Linked DNA regions of Mus musculus: region 1 is linked to region 2. Evidence: chromatin contacts called from ENCODE Hi-C data. All regions are on one chromosome and are shown on one strand. Each heading gives the region's core, a stretch centred on a gene start or an enhancer-like site at or near the end of the contact. The rest is flanking DNA. Distances are from core to core; before and after follow the strand shown. Region 1 holds the start of Psca (prostate stem cell antigen). Region 2 holds the start of Ptp4a3 (protein tyrosine phosphatase 4a3).

What was found. A loop is a pair of places that touch in the nucleus more often than their neighbours do.
Region 1: a loop to region 2 is called in a map of T-helper 2 cell, with 2.8 times the contacts of the local background. The contact joins the promoter of Psca here to the promoter of Ptp4a3 in region 2. A Hi-C loop is called at or near these places in 2 of 37 maps with a recorded cell type or tissue (CH12.LX and T-helper 2 cell).

The regions. Positions count from the first base shown.
Region 1 is chr15:74,713,545-74,716,394 of GRCm38, reverse strand. Psca (prostate stem cell antigen) reads right to left here and starts at 1,556. Exons shown (of 3, transcript NM_028216.2): 1 at 1,489-1,556; 2 at 267-374; 3 at 1-9. The coding sequence starts at 1,540.
Region 2 is chr15:73,746,260-73,749,443 of GRCm38, reverse strand. Ptp4a3 (protein tyrosine phosphatase 4a3) reads right to left here and starts at 1,418. Exons shown (of 6, transcript NM_008975.3): 1 at 979-1,418.

The DNA.
Region 1 (2,850 bases), core at 307-2,806, 970 kb before region 2:
CAATGGCCCCTGGGAAGAGAGAGTGACACTTGGGATTAAAGCCAGGTCCTGATAGCCACCTCTCTGCCCCTGGCTCAGGGCCCCTTCCGGAACATGCTAAACTTCTGGACCCACTCCACAAAGACCAGAAATGGTTGGTGAATGGGTGAGCAAAGCTTTGATGTCTGGCTGGAGTGGGGAGGGAGGCCGCCCGGTGGGGCAGCAGGCAGTGAGGACCGGGGATGGGGCAGCAGAGCACTGGGGGTGGGGGGCGGCAGAGCACTCACGGATGCGCGATGTAAAGCAACTGTGCTGGTCCAGGCTGCAGTTCTGTACATTCAGACAGTCTCTGTTGTTCATCTGTGCTGTGCATGAATAGCACTGCAGAGCAGCACCTGTGGGTGAGGCAAGAGGCCTGAGGCTCAGAGGCTGGCCAGCTGCACCTCAAGAGAGACGGACCAGGCCTTCCCATCTCCAACACAGAGTGGAGAGAGACAGCCCAGTCCCCTCCAGACTGCTGAAGCATAGAGGAGACTAAAACCCAAAACTCTCAGATACCCTTTACGGAGGGCTCTGTGCCAGCCTACTCCGCTTTGGTCACCCAAAACCCACACTTTGCTCTGTTATTCACTGTTCAGGAACTTAAAGTACCTGTGATCCCTGAGAGGGACAAGGGGCCTAGTGACAGGTCACACAGGGAAAAAGCCCCGCCGGGCACTAGGCTGGAGGGACATACGACTTCTTCATGCTACTTGGCTCTGAGGGCCACCTGTCCTCTGAGCCCAGCTTGTCTCTTAGGCTTCCTACGCCTCCACTATGCTGTGGGGCCCCTGGGGAAGTCCTGCTCCGTGCCTGGGACAAGTAGCTTCAGATGTCAGGGCATGTGGGTCACCTTCTCTTTTCAAAAGCTGGCAAAGCTGTCCTTAAAGTCACATCTGTAGGAATAGGTGCTTACATCTGACTTCAGTGGCTACAAGCTTTGTTCTGCTTAGGTCTCCAGGGGCCTTGGGGACATTCTTCTTTTTCTTTCTCTGCAACTGGAAGCTGAGGCTCTAGGAGTCTAGTGACCTTTCTGGACTTACTTGATAGGAGGGCTCAGCACACTAGTTCATCACAGACTGCCCACCCCCAGTGGACTCTCACACTGGAGGCAAAAGTAGCTGGGGATGGACCAGTGAGACCCTTTCCAAGACATCCTGAGGACCCTGTCCTGCTACGTTCCTCCCCCTCCCTCTGTGACACTTCTCAGCTTAAGCCATTTGTCTCCTGGGCTTCCCTGACTAAGGCCCTGTAGCCTTGTGTGTCTGTCCCTTGGCAGCCTCTCCTTCCTGAAGCCCTTCAGTCCCTCCTAGCCTGCCTCTCACAGGACCCTAGTAAGAGTCCACACCGCAAAGGGGCTTTGGTGTCCCCAGTCTTCTCTCTCCCCTTCCCTCTCCTAATCTGTCTACCCCTTGGACATTTCTCCATCACTCCTTTCTGAGCCCTGTCCCGTGGCTGTCTGAAGCTTACCTGGATGCAGGGCTAAGTAGGTGGCCAGCAGGAGAAAGAAGACGGTCTTCATGGTTGCAGTGAGCACCTGGGAGTGTGCCTCCGGAGGCTTTATATGGTCTCAGCTAGTAGGGGAGGCTCTGCTACCCACAGTCAACAGTGACAGGTCACCTGGAGCCAGTGGAAGCCCAAGGCCCAGCCCATTCCAATCTGATCTCTCACACCACCCCTCCCACTGCCTGCTGTTGTCCTTCTTTCTGGCTCTGGAGGGCACTGCCTTCCCAGGGTGGGGCCAAGCTGTCTTTGCTAGAAGCCCTTTCTTAGGCACCCACAGAACAAGGGCTGGAAATCCTAAGCCATACCCATAACGGCTCCTGCCTTCCTCGGGGAAGTGTGACCAGTTCTGAAACATTACTTTCCTGAAAGCTTCTCTAGTCCCCTAACCATTTGGCCAAAGACAAAGTTGCAACTTTAGAGCCCCAGTGCTCCACATCAAGACAGTATTGCCTTTCTGGGGCCCTTGCCCCTTGAGGAGACAGGCCTGGGTTGAAACGCAGCAGACAGTAGTAGCAGTTGACTGCTTCAAATGACAATGACTGGCTGCTAGAAGGTGCCACTAAATAGATGCTCTTCTGAGGTTGCCTCTCTTAGGTATGGGACCTAGAGCCTGTGGAGTGAGAGTTCGGATAGCCATCAGCTCATGTTTAATCCTCCCACACTGCCACTGAAAACTTGGAACTCTAGCTACAGGAGAGTCGGGGGGAACAGAGCCTTCGAGAAGGTGCCACTAAATAGATGCTCTTCTGAGGTTGCCTCTCTTAGGTATGGGACCTAGAGCCTGTGGAGTGAGAGTTCGGATAGCCATCAGCTCATGTTTAATCCTCCCACACTGCCGCTGAAAACTTGGAACTCTAGCTACAGGAGAGTCGGGGGGAACAGAGCCTTCAAGAGCTTTCCCAGGGGAAAAACAGGAGTGGGGAGGCAGGCTACCACTGGGTGTGTTTGGCTCTCCCCCAGACCCACTTTGCACACTGCTCTTTGGTCTGGGAGGCATTCGGCTTTACCAGAACAAAGCAGGGAGGGATAGAGGTCAGGCCAGCATTCCCTGTGGCAGCCTCATTGATGGGTTGTTGTGGCAGCAGCTGCCTCTCTGTAGCAGAAGCCACCCACAGATCTTATTGGTTGCTCTTCCACAGGCAGCTCTGATCACAGATCATAGGGTCCAGTGCTTCCTGCTGCTCTTGGCTTTGGGGTGATTTGTGGTCTCTGGTTTTTTGTTGGTGGTGGTGATGGTGGTGGTGGGTTTTTTTGTTGTTGTTTTGTTTGTTTGTTTGTTTGTTTGTTTGTTTTTTGAGGCTCACCTACATTCACGATCCTTCTGCC
Region 2 (3,184 bases), core at 169-2,668:
ACACATCACTCCGCTCACCCCCTTTGGAGACAGTGTTTCTCTGTCCCTGTCTTACCTCCTGGACCGCACTTTGTAGACCAGGCTGACCTCAGACTCACAGAGATCCACCTGGCTGGGCCTCCTGAGTGCTAGGACTTAAGGCATCTGCCACCATGCCCAGGTGGACACATCACTTCTATGGGGTTAAGAAGACCAGAGAACAAGGTGGGGGGGTGGGGGGGTCTACCTCTACTGCATTCTAGCAGGCCTGAGCCAAGGCTTGTGGGCCCACCGGCTACCTACACCCCTATCCCAGCAGCTCTAGGTGTGAACAGAAGCTGAGCTCACCTTGCCTCAACAGGCACTCAGTCAAGCCACCACACCCTCCCCACCCCTGGTGCTTAAGGACCCTACTATGACCTGGGCCCTTCTCTATCCCCGCCCAGCCTCCTCTAGCAGTATCTTAAGCCCTCAGCTGCTCCCAGACCGGCATGTTTTTCAAGACCCATTTTTGTCCCTGTTTGCCAGAGGAGGACATGGGACAGAGGGGCGTGGAAGGACCTTCTCTGGACCCTGGCCAGCTCCGGCCGTCCAGACACCCAGGTTTTCTCAACATCGAGTCTAGTAATCGGGAACACTTGAACCCCAGGGGGGAAAAAAAGACACAGAGGTAGTCAGAAGCCACACCCTCAAGTGGTGGGGTGGGAGTGCATCTAGCTTCAGAAGGGACCTAAATGGGACCCTGTGTGACACTTAGGAGTCAGGGGTCACAGTTCAGGACTCTGTGCTGTCAAGACAGGCAAGACTGCTCCGTGGATGGGCTGGGGACCCCAAGGACCCGTAGTGGGGCGTGGGGAGGGCACACAGCTCCCCGACCTCAGCGGGACTTCCCACCCAGCCCGCCAGGGAGCCGCCATCCCGTGCAGGGCCCATCCCAGTAGGGTTAGGGTTCGGGAGCGTCCTCGAGGCCGGGTCCCCGCCGCCCGCAGCCCGGCTCACCCGCGCCCGCAGGCGTGCGGCCGCCTCCATGCGCCGGCCGGCCGGGCCGGGACCCGTGCGCGCCCTCCGCAGCGGCGCCGGCTCCGGGCGGATGCCCGCCGCCCGCCGCCCAGCTATTTATAGCGCCCGGCGTCACGTGGGGGGGCGGTGACCGGCGGGCGACCCGACTCACAGCGGCTCCCGCACCTGCTGCCTAAAGATAGCACGCAAACAAAGGCGCGGCCAGCAGAGGAAGAGGAAGGAGGAAGGGAGAGGACCACCGCGGACCCGCCTGCCATCCCCTCTGCATCCTGCTGGGTAGGAGACCTCCTTCTGCAGAGGGGCCACAAGCCAGGAGGAACCCTTCCAGCTCTCCAGCTTCATATGCGCACACTGAACAGCTACTGTGTGCTCAGCCGCACTAGCCCACACTTCACCTTAAGAGCCACCACTCCCAGACTACAGCTGAAGAACCTGAGGCACTGAACCTACGCACACTCGAGTCACACAAGAGATGGGAGCCGACTCTACACAGGCTCATCTCCAAGGGAACTGACACCCACCCAGCTCTCCTGAAGTCTTCCAGGGCATCCCCTGAGCAGGATCGTCTCCTGGGCTCCACTGACCAGACGGAATCCTGGTTCTGTCCTAGGGCATCCCAGGCAGGAACCCTGTGCTCTCCCGCCCAAGAATGGAGACAGATGTCAGTCCGCACCTGCCCCAGTGGCTGCACCGCCCTGGGAGCCTTCTGGTGCAGGGCTTGAGTTCCAGCTCACAGAATCCCCAGAGGCCTTGCCTTGCTGGGAACCCTGGCCCAAGCCCGGCTCCCAGACAGAGGCCTGGCCCTGCAATCAGTAGTTGGTGCTGGGGAGAGGAATGATCCCTGAAAGGCTGGACCTGAGCCAGGGGAGGGCATGCCCCTAATACTCCCAGAGAGAAGTCTCATTAGCCAACCTTGCACAGCAGAGCCTACTATCCCCCATTCTCCCCCTGGCCCAGGTAAGCAGGGCTGATAACGTCCAGGCTGGAGCATCCCATTGCAGCCCCATCCTGGCTCACCCCCAGAAAGCTAGGCAGCCACCTAAGATCCCCAGAATATGCCACCCTTATAAATCCAGCAGGTTAACGGCATTGTTGCTGACCAGACCCATGGTCTCAGCTGTTCCACTAGTTTCCATCCTGACTGCAGATCCTGAACCCTCCACAAGGCACCAGCCTCCAGCAACACAACAGATACTGAGTAGATGCCCCAAGTCACCCAGCCAGGTAGCTGGACCATGACTGGAGATTTGCCCTCCCCCAGAGACCCTACTGGTCCCAATCCCAGGTGGGTAGGAGAAAGCACATCAAACCATCCCTGGTGGCCCATCAGTTGTCTAGAAAAGGGTTTGTTAGTGACAGGCCCAGCAACGTCTGAGATGCTGCACCAGCCAGGGCTGCAACCGGGGCTCCAAGTGACACCACACACACACACACACACACACACACACACCAGCATGCTGGGGCCTCTAGCTAATCCTGGGGGCACCTGCTACAGCTGGCAGGGCCCCAAGCCTTTCGGAGAAGTCTATATATAACACATCCAGAGCCTTCTTGGAGCCCTCCCAGAGTAACCCATCTCTGGGGCCAGGAGGGGAGACCCTAGCAGGCTCCACCCACGCCAGTCCCTCGGAACTCATCCAAAGCTCTTACACCCCTGTGTCGCACAGTTCCAAGGGTGCAACCCCTCACAAAACAGGCTCCTTAACCCCAGGCTCTCCCCAACCCCCTTGGCTATGTGCCCAGCCCAGGGAAGGCATCCTTAAAGGGAGGGGGAACCTAGCACTGGGCCCCACCCATACCCCACCTCCCACCCAGGCATGGCACCAAGAAGCTCCCGCTTGTTTATGGAAGGAACAAATGACCTGGTGTTCTAGGCAGAGGTCCAGATTGGGGAGCCATCCAGAACCTATCACGAGACCTCAGCCCTCGAGGTCTGGGAGAACTTCATAGGAGGGGACACCCAGGCCACCCTAAGAGCAGCTCCATGCCTTCCAAGAAGGAGCCACTATGTCAGCTGCCCCTTTGCCTCTTGCTTTAAGGGACTTCCCCAACTTGGTCCCTCAAGGGCCATCTGAAACTATGCACAGGATAGGGACCACAGGAGAGCCCCAGGTGGCAGGGTGGGCAGGGAAGGGTTCCCAGAGAAGGTGACCCAGGAGGTAGGCAGACATACTCCTGGTACCTG